Regions from separate parts of the Homo sapiens genome. Here regions 1 and 2 are each linked to region 3. The links are chromatin contacts, found by Hi-C or POLR2A ChIA-PET in ENCODE. All regions are on one chromosome and are shown on one strand. Each heading gives the region's core, a stretch centred on a gene start or an enhancer-like site at or near the end of the contact. The rest is flanking DNA. Distances are from core to core; before and after follow the strand shown.

What was found. A loop is a pair of places that touch in the nucleus more often than their neighbours do. ChIA-PET counts read pairs that join two places held with the same protein, here RNA polymerase II (POLR2A). Pooled maps may share reads with other maps.
Region 1: a pooled map shows a loop between it and region 3 (5-fold over the local background). The contact joins the promoter of FAM234B here to the promoter of APOLD1 in region 3. A Hi-C loop is called at or near these places in 1 of 37 single-sample maps with no recorded cell type and 10 of 50 pooled maps. POLR2A ChIA-PET finds 5 or more read pairs at or near these places in 2 of 52 experiments (activated CD4-positive, alpha-beta T cell and activated naive CD4-positive, alpha-beta T cell).
Region 2: a map with no recorded cell type shows a loop between it and region 3 (3-fold over the local background). The contact joins the enhancer-like site here to the promoter of APOLD1 in region 3. A Hi-C loop is called at or near these places in 2 of 37 single-sample maps with no recorded cell type and 3 of 50 pooled maps. POLR2A ChIA-PET finds 5 or more read pairs at or near these places in 5 of 52 experiments (A673, BJ, Caco-2 and 2 more).

What each region holds. Positions count from the first base shown.
Region 1 is chr12:13,043,020-13,045,719 of GRCh38, forward strand. It overlaps FAM234B (family with sequence similarity 234 member B), which reads left to right and starts at 1,362. Exons shown (of 13, transcript NM_020853.2): 1 at 1,362-1,421. The coding sequence starts at 1,385.
Region 2 is chr12:13,172,335-13,175,034 of GRCh38, forward strand. No RefSeq gene overlaps it. Among named protein-coding and RNA genes, the nearest start is that of EMP1, 23 kb to the right of the region's middle. RefSeq lists enhancers at 124-173, 1,379-1,428. Within about 2 kb of position 1,362, at least 21 of the 41 ENCODE cell types and tissues checked have a DNase peak (open chromatin) inside an H3K27ac peak, as active enhancers do.
Region 3 is chr12:12,784,226-12,786,925 of GRCh38, forward strand. APOLD1 (apolipoprotein L domain containing 1) reads left to right here and starts at 1,434. Exons shown (of 2, transcript NM_030817.3): 1 at 1,434-1,469; 2 at 2,684-2,700. The coding sequence starts at 1,467.

The sequences.
Region 1 (2,700 bases), core at 112-2,611, 260 kb after region 3:
GCAGTTTCTCACGGGAATTAGGCAGCCTGCAAATGAGATGTATCTTGGAGCTTTTGTTGTGACACTCAGAAGTTACATTACCTTTCTATTTCTCAGCTTTCTCTTAAACAAAACAAGGAGAGTGGGACTAGATAGCCTCTAGGATCTGTTCCAGTTCTAAGATAACACAGTATTAGCATTCCTGCACTAAAATGCTGATCACTTGCGTGTGGGAAAGAAGCAAGTCAGTTCTTCCTTCTACACCACTGTGCCTGGTCCTGAGGCAAGCCAAGTTCAGAAGTCAGAGAGGGCCTGGGTGTTTGCATTTTCCACAGTGACCTCAGTGGGTGTTTGGGCAGCAAAAGTATTCACATTCCACTCAGTAGCTAGAGAGGAACACACAGGTATTCTCTATGTAAAAGGTAAGGATCCTGATTCATTTGGCAGCTGCTTTGAATTTTTTTCTTTAATTGAAAAGAAAGTACATTAAATTTGAGAAATACTATTCTAAGCTGCAGTTCCTATGTTAAAATGGAAAAAAGTTATGGAGGGATGAAGGAGATTTCCAGAGGGACAAGGAAGACAAAGTGGGGGAAAGCTCAGGGAGCCAAGGAAGGAGGAATTCCTGGGCATCGGGCTCTCCGCAAAAATCATTCAGGCAAAGCTGGGGTGATTACGGGGAGCGTGCAGATGCCTTAAAGGTCAAGCATTGAAATCTGAGGAGCTGGAGATGCTGCATCTATTGGATGTATGTACACAGTCGGATCCTCCTTCTACACCCTTCAACTAGAAGCTGCAGCGTAGGGTGCTGAGTAGACACCTGTAAAGAACTGGGAGCAATAAATGAGGGTTCGAGCTCCAGGAAACTTCAACTTCTACCTAAGAAGCGTAATAGAAACACTCTTACTAGGTGCCTACTGTGTGCTGTGTGTTTTAAACAGGTCGTATCATTTAATTCTCATTGCAAGCTTGTGAAGTAGGTAGTATGTCTTTAATTAAAAAAAAGCAGCGGCAGCTCAGTCGCCCCAAGGGACTTGCCCAAGATGGCCCAGCTAGTAAGTGATTCAGGCAGGATTCAAATCCAGTCTGCCTGATTTCAAAGCCCACGCACATTGCACAATCCACACCTCCTTAAATATCTCCTTCGAATCATTTTCACTGCAAGCTTACGGGGTATTTTCTCCCCATTTCACTGACGAGGCAAGTGAGACTCAGAGTGGTGAGGTGACCTGCATAGGTAGGGTGGGAGAAAAGCCTGCGGAGCGTGTACTCTGGCTTGGCCTCCCTCAGCTCTGTCCCCAGCAAGCGGGTCCCACCTTTCCCGGTCCCAGCCCCACGCACCGCCGCTCGGAACTACACTTCCCGGCAGAACGCGGGCGCGCGCACGCGCACCGGGGCCTCAGCCATGGCGACCGTGCTGTCCAGGGCGCTCAAGCTGCCGGGTAAGGAGTCGCATGCTTGCGACCACCCAGTCCCCGCCGGTGTTGGAATAAGGGGAGGCGAGGCTCTGGGGGCGAGGCCGGTCGGGCCCTGGCCTCAACCCAGACTCAGCTGCAGGCGCCCGGTGCCGAGGAGGGTGCAGTCCCTTGGGGCTGGGGTCTCTGTGCCACCAGAGGGCGAGAGGGGCGCCCAGCGGGGCAGGGGTCTCGGGCGCGGGGCGAACCCGGAGACGCGCGGGGAGAGGGCGCCGAGCAGGTGTTACGGCGGGGAATGTCAGAACGCCGGTCGCCGCTGTCCCGAGGGGAGGCTGGCGAGAGGAGCATCCTTCCCGAGCGCCGCGGACCCAGCACCGCAGGGACTCCGGCGCCTTCTGTCTTGGCTGGACCTGGGCGGGGGCGGCGGGACGGCGAGTGGCCCTCTGTGGATCATCCCCTCCACCTAACGGCAGCAACGACGCATCCATGAGGCAGGTGGGACAGGTATTTACGTCCCTTCCTAGTTTACAGAAGAGAAAATGAGAGTTATTTGGCTAAGTGAATTGTCCAAGGTCTCACAAGTATTGGGAAAGCTCGGCCTTGAACGTCAGGGGTCTTTTCACTCTAAATCCTGAGCTTTTGATTCCACTTGGTCAGTCTCCAGCTGCCGAGATTAAGCATGGGAAATGATTTGGCACCTATAAGTTGAAGATAATGTATGGAATCTTCTTTAAGGCAGCATTAGGGGTGATGACAACTTCCAGAGCTGATTCAGTACTTCGGGCAGCAGCTCCAAGTTTTTTTTCCTTTTTTTTTTTTTTTCCTCCTAAACCTCCAGAGTAGGATTGTACTGTTAGAAAGTTGATATTTAAATAAAAGTATATTTATTCCACCCAAGTAAATTTTAAACATTAGGCTTTAGAAAAATTGATGGCTCTACCTAGGTAAGTTTTAAGCATTAAGCTATAAACATTTATTTGCTGATAATTTGTATTAGAGGGAAAAGCAGTTGCTTTCATAGCTATCTCTAGAGAGGGCTATTTGGGTTTTGGTTGGATAGCTAGTTTGAGCTTGCAGGGGGATTACAGGGTCCTTGTTCTCAAGGAGCTTCCAGTATGCTACCCTGAAGCGAACCTTGCCATTTGGATGACGCTAGGTTGGATATTAATTTGCGTTTCTGTCCCCAGACTTCATGACCTCAGACAGATTATTATTTTTTTTAATATGGGCTCATTGGAACATTGGAAGGAACACTGATAGCATCTGCCTTGGAATGTGTGCATAACACTGGAATTAAAGGAGAGAC
Region 2 (2,700 bases), core at 112-2,611, 390 kb after region 3:
TCACACCCAAGAGGCTGGCGTGACTCCTGCCTTCCGGCAGAAGAGGGTAAAGGTGGAGATGAATTGGCCTTTCTGCGTTTCAGAAATGTGAATTTCATTTCCTTCCACACCTCTCTGTCCAGTGGCTGGGCTTGAGAATTAGAGTCGACCCGGCAAAATGACAAATTCACTTGTTAGCAGAGGTTGAATTTTTTGAGTTGGGGCCCATTTCTCTAGTACCAAACATGATCTGGGGACTCGCAGCATGGACAGCCTCTGGGAGCTTGTTAGGAATGCAGACCTCAGTCCCATCCCAGACCACCGAAACAGAAGCTGTAGTTTTTCAGAATGACTGGGTAATTTGCATGCATGCTGATCAAATACTGTCGATTCGGTCTTGTGTTCTTGAGACTTCTTCCTTTCTCCTGCTCAGTGGGGCGTCATGGAGTCCTATGTTGGGGTCTTTCATGGGTTTACGGAGAGATGAGTGAGCAAATGCAGAGACTGTCTCAGCCTGACACAAACCCCTTCCCCTTTCTCCATCTATCCTTACCCTACACAGGTATGAGACAAGGCATGTCCAGATATGTTACCTCCCTTATCCTCACACACTCCTGTGTCTATTTTTAAACAACGAATCCCAATTTTATTGATGAAGAAATGACCTAGGTTGTTGAAACTTACAGAGCTTCAATGGACTCGCCCTGGTGATTACTGAACAGCTTGCTTTCACCTTCCTTTGGTATGTGTCCTAGGCTAGAAATTCTGTCCTTTTAAACACGTAGCTCCAAAGAGTCATTATTGAAAAAAAGCAATCAGAAACAGAATGTTGGGTTTGGTTTGAGTCATAAATTCCACCATGTAGGGATGAAATTAAGGACTTTTTCCTGAGCCTCTGCAAATGATTCCAGTAGTTCAGAGGCCCTTTTGAACAAGAGGTTACATGGATTGGGTTTCAAAGAAAAGAATGTCGAAAGACATCTTCCAGCTGAGAATGGGCTCCAGATGTGAGCATTGCTCTTCCAGATGTGTGGACGAATGGAGCGGGACTGAGATGCCTCACATGTCTGCAACATGAAATGGAAAATCCTCTCTCAGCCACAGGGGAAAGTAGGACAGGGGGAAGACAAATGGAATCCAAGTTAAACTCTTCAAGGTGGGGCCAGACTAACTCTAAGAAATCATTCCCAGGTGGGCTGATATTTTACGTATGCAGTATGTGTAGAGGCCACACCTCAAACTGTGCTGCTGAGCAGAAACTCAGAAGGTATTGTGTCTGCAGGAACTCACTCTTCTCAGACCTGCATAAATCTGATTCAGCCCCTTAGAGGAGCCTCACTGAGAACTGTTGAGACTACAGGCAGATCAAGCAGGACAGGCGGCGAGACTTACTCAGCGGAGCTGAGAACAGAGCCCAGAATGCGGAAGGGGAAGGAGCCAGGAGTCACACAGTCCTTTCTTTCTTCAGCTTCTGAATCAGCAACTCATTCTCTCGGGGATCGCTGGGTTTGTTTCTTTACAATGGCTAGAAGGTCCCATGTTTCTCAGATGAGTAAATTTGAAACCACAGAAAACTGAGGCCTTGTGGCCAAGTCCTCTTGGTTTGTCACATCTCTGAAAATCTGAGCCATTGTCAAACTCCTGGCTGCAGGGAATTAAACCCTTTATTTCCCTCTGCCAGCATCTTCACCTTCTCCAGGAAGATCTGCCAAAGGACTGCTCCAGGTGCAGGTCCACCCACCTCCCCACTTTCCCAAACCTTCCTCCTTTTCCATTTAGAGACTGTCCCTGAGTCCCAATTTCCATGTCACTCTGGAAGTGTGAAAGTGATCTTTATTCCCCATACCTTCTCTATTTTTAAGCAACACAGTTAACTCACTCTGTACTGGTTCAGCTGGTGAGGATCCATATTTTTATTTTCCCCTAAGAGTTCCCAGCCTCTAAACAATACATTCTGACAAAACAGGTTAATTTAAGTTGCTAATTATTTACATTATTAAAACATTATTACATTTGCACATGTAATAATGTCTACATACTGATTACACACACACACACACACACACACAAACCTAAACTGGCATAATCCCTGGTTAATATGCTAATAATAAAATTGATGATTACTAAGTTGAAAAAGTTAATTAGCTGTCTTCTGTTTTTGTATGTGGGGCCTAATCCTCCCTGTGATCTTGGGCCCAACACATTTCTCAAAGGCCACACCAGTCAGAAGGTAGATTTTCCAGTTGGAAGGTATTGAGAGCATTGCAGGGGTAAACCCAGTACCAGTCCACCCTGGGAGGACATATGTCATTATACTGAGAATCAAGTATCAGGAAGTATAGTATCATCATCATCATCATCATCAATCAATGACTAACTGTGAGTTTATTTCCTTTTGTTTTTATTTTTTAATTTTAATTTTATTTTTTTCTGAGACGGGGTCTCAGTCTGTTGCCCAGGCTGGAGTGCAGTGGCGTGATGTTGATTTACTGCAACCTCTGCCTCCTGGGTTCAAGCAATTATCCTGCCTCAGCCTCCCGAGTAGCTGGGACTACAGGCGTGCACCACCATGGCAGACTAATTTTTTATATTTTTAGTACAGACAGGATTTCACCACATTGGCCAGGCTGGTCTTGAACTCCAACTCCTGACCTCAAGTGATCTGCCCGCCTCAGCCTCCCAAAGTGCTGGAATTACAGGCATGAGCCACCGCACCCAGCC
Region 3 (2,700 bases), core at 184-2,683:
CACACAGGATGATGTCCAGGGAAGTTAGAGGAACATGTGTCAGCTGAAGAATCAGTGGTATGTTCCCTCTTGTCTACCTCCCCAATTCGCGCTGGCCCACATCCCATTTGGAGTGACCATGTCTATGGAGATAGAGGAGGATATTCTTCCACTTCTAACCTCAAAAGGACACACTGGAGGCATCTAGATTGAGGTTACAGCTATCCTTTGAGGAGCTGTAACAAGAATATTTGGAAGTGGACCAAATCTAGAATAATCAAGTTTGAAAGGACTATGGTTGTCCTTTCTGTTGCTACTGTTGTTATACTGTGTTGATAAATACAAAGTATAGTCATAAAGGTGGGGGATTTAATCATGTTCCAGAATGATACGGCTGTTAAGGCTTTCCAGGTAAGCCAGAGAGTTGAGATAATCCTTATTCAAGTGAGAAACGAATTTGGCCCTCCTTATCTGGAGGAGAGGGTTAGAAGGACGATGGATGGATTTGGGGACATGTAGTAGGACTGAATTCCTAGGCTGAGCTCCAACCACCTCTGAATGCCCCAGAGATATCTATGTTCCATCTGGTCTGGTCTGCAGCAAGTCCACAGAAGCTACATTCACTTTTCTGTGCTGAATTATCAAAATAATTGCCCTTCAGCCCATGCCTCATGACCCTGTAGACAGAATCCACTCATTTCCCTATCACATGGGCTACAATTGCTACTTCAAATGAAAACCTGGGAAGCCAATGCCCTATTGTGGTTGAAAGTGTACAATTAGCTCCTCATGCAGCCTGACCCCACTGATTTTTCTGATGCATGTGACCTGGAGTGTGCCCTTTCTGAGACCGCCAATGTCTTCTCCACAGCTGGAGATGCCCAAAACTGCACGCAGCACTTCCTGTGGGTGTGGCCTTGCATTCTTAGGACTGCAGGGTACCCGCTGCATGCCAAATGATCCCAGGCTCCAGCCACTCACAGATTCACAACGCTTTTAAAAATACAGCAGTGGAGTATGAGCGGCTATGTCAGATATGAGGGTTTTCCACCCCCTCCCTTTTCTTTTAAAATATGATTTTGTAATGGTGGCCTCAAGAAACACTATAATTGGTCAGCCTGGGGTGCGTTTGAAGGCCTTCTCTATCGCGTCATTAGCTATTCTCAGGAAAGGCAGGGTATCCCACTGGGAGAATGACAACACACTTGTTTCAAGTTAGGGAAGAGCCTGTGGTTCTCTTCCTGCGTTCAGGGGAAAGCGAACACACAATGTTCGTTTCCTAAATACGGGATGTGCTGTGCTGGCAGGTCATTTTCCACCATGTCACGTCCTTCTAGATGAAGGCAGCAGGGGTCATGACAGGAAATGGCAAATTCTCAGAATGAGACAAGGCTTTCCCAGGGCAGCCATTGGTTCTCTGGAACTATAAAGCACACTCATCCAGAAACAGCCTCAGATTTTACTTTCCTGGAGGCAGACAGAAGTGAATGGTAAGTGGGGAACCCTGAGGCATATATTCGGGATGACTTTTTCTCATTTTCTCTTTTCACCTGGAAAATTATCCCTGGTGGGTTGGATTATGGAAGCATGGAAGTAAAATTAAGTCCTGTGAATAAGGAGATGAGGATTCTAGACTGGGCTCTGTGAAGAATCAGCTGCTTCTAGAATCTGATGTCTGATGCAGGCAATTCTTCCAGATGAGAATGATTTCTGCCCTGATAGCTCAGTTTTGAAATGCTCTATTTCTATGGCTCATTTGCCACTTTTAAGAAGTTCCTAATAATGAAGAGTACAGTGGACATGAAGGTGGGAATCTGCAACTAGGATGAATATACTTTTCCCCCAAGATGTACAACTTGTTCGTATCTTTGTCAGTCATCTTCAGTTGGCTTCAACGTGGTAGAAGTTGTTGAACAAAAATTTTGGCCACTTTATTTTATTCAACCATTACTCATTTTTAAAAGAAAACTTTCATAACAAAGAGACATAATGGTATTAATTTAATGTGACTTAGTTTAAATCAAGCACCCAGCAAAGACTGATGTTTCTGAAGATCCAAGGAGCCCTAGTTAGAATAAACAGTGCAAATCTCATTTTAGGCTTGATTCTAAGAAAAGAGCCTGGAAGAATCACAAGCAGAAGAGTTGCTTCAGGCAAGCATCTAACTTAGATGTTTCTTCTGCTTGGTAGAAAATACGATTTTTGAGGTTTTGGTGAAGTCTTTTTCATTCATTAGAGAGAGAGAAAAGTGTGTTGCAAAACTCCTAGGATCCAATTTTCACATGATGAAAGGGCTTTGTAAACTGTACAACCCACCACTTACAAAGTGTTATCTTAAGTAGAGCAAAGGCCTCAGTACTGGAGAAGCCTTCTAATACCACGCCCCTCCCAGTTTAAATCTTATTTAACACATAGCTGATGAAGCCCATCGTTAACGTTCCCTGGGAGAGAAGCAGAAGATAGCATTATTCCTATTTCCATATGCAGAGATAAGGTCCTGAGAACTTGTGTGGCTCCCCCCGGATTCCAGAACAGGTCTTTGAGAACTCGTCTCATGATCCACTGGAAACAGACCCGTTCCCCTAGCGTGGCAGTGGCTGCTCCGCTGAACTCGTGCCAAGTTCCCGCTGGCGTCCGGGCAGCAGGGCGGGAGCGGCGGCTGGCACGGAGACTCCAGGCTGACCGCGTGTCTATGTCCCCGCAGGGAATGGAGAGGCCGGC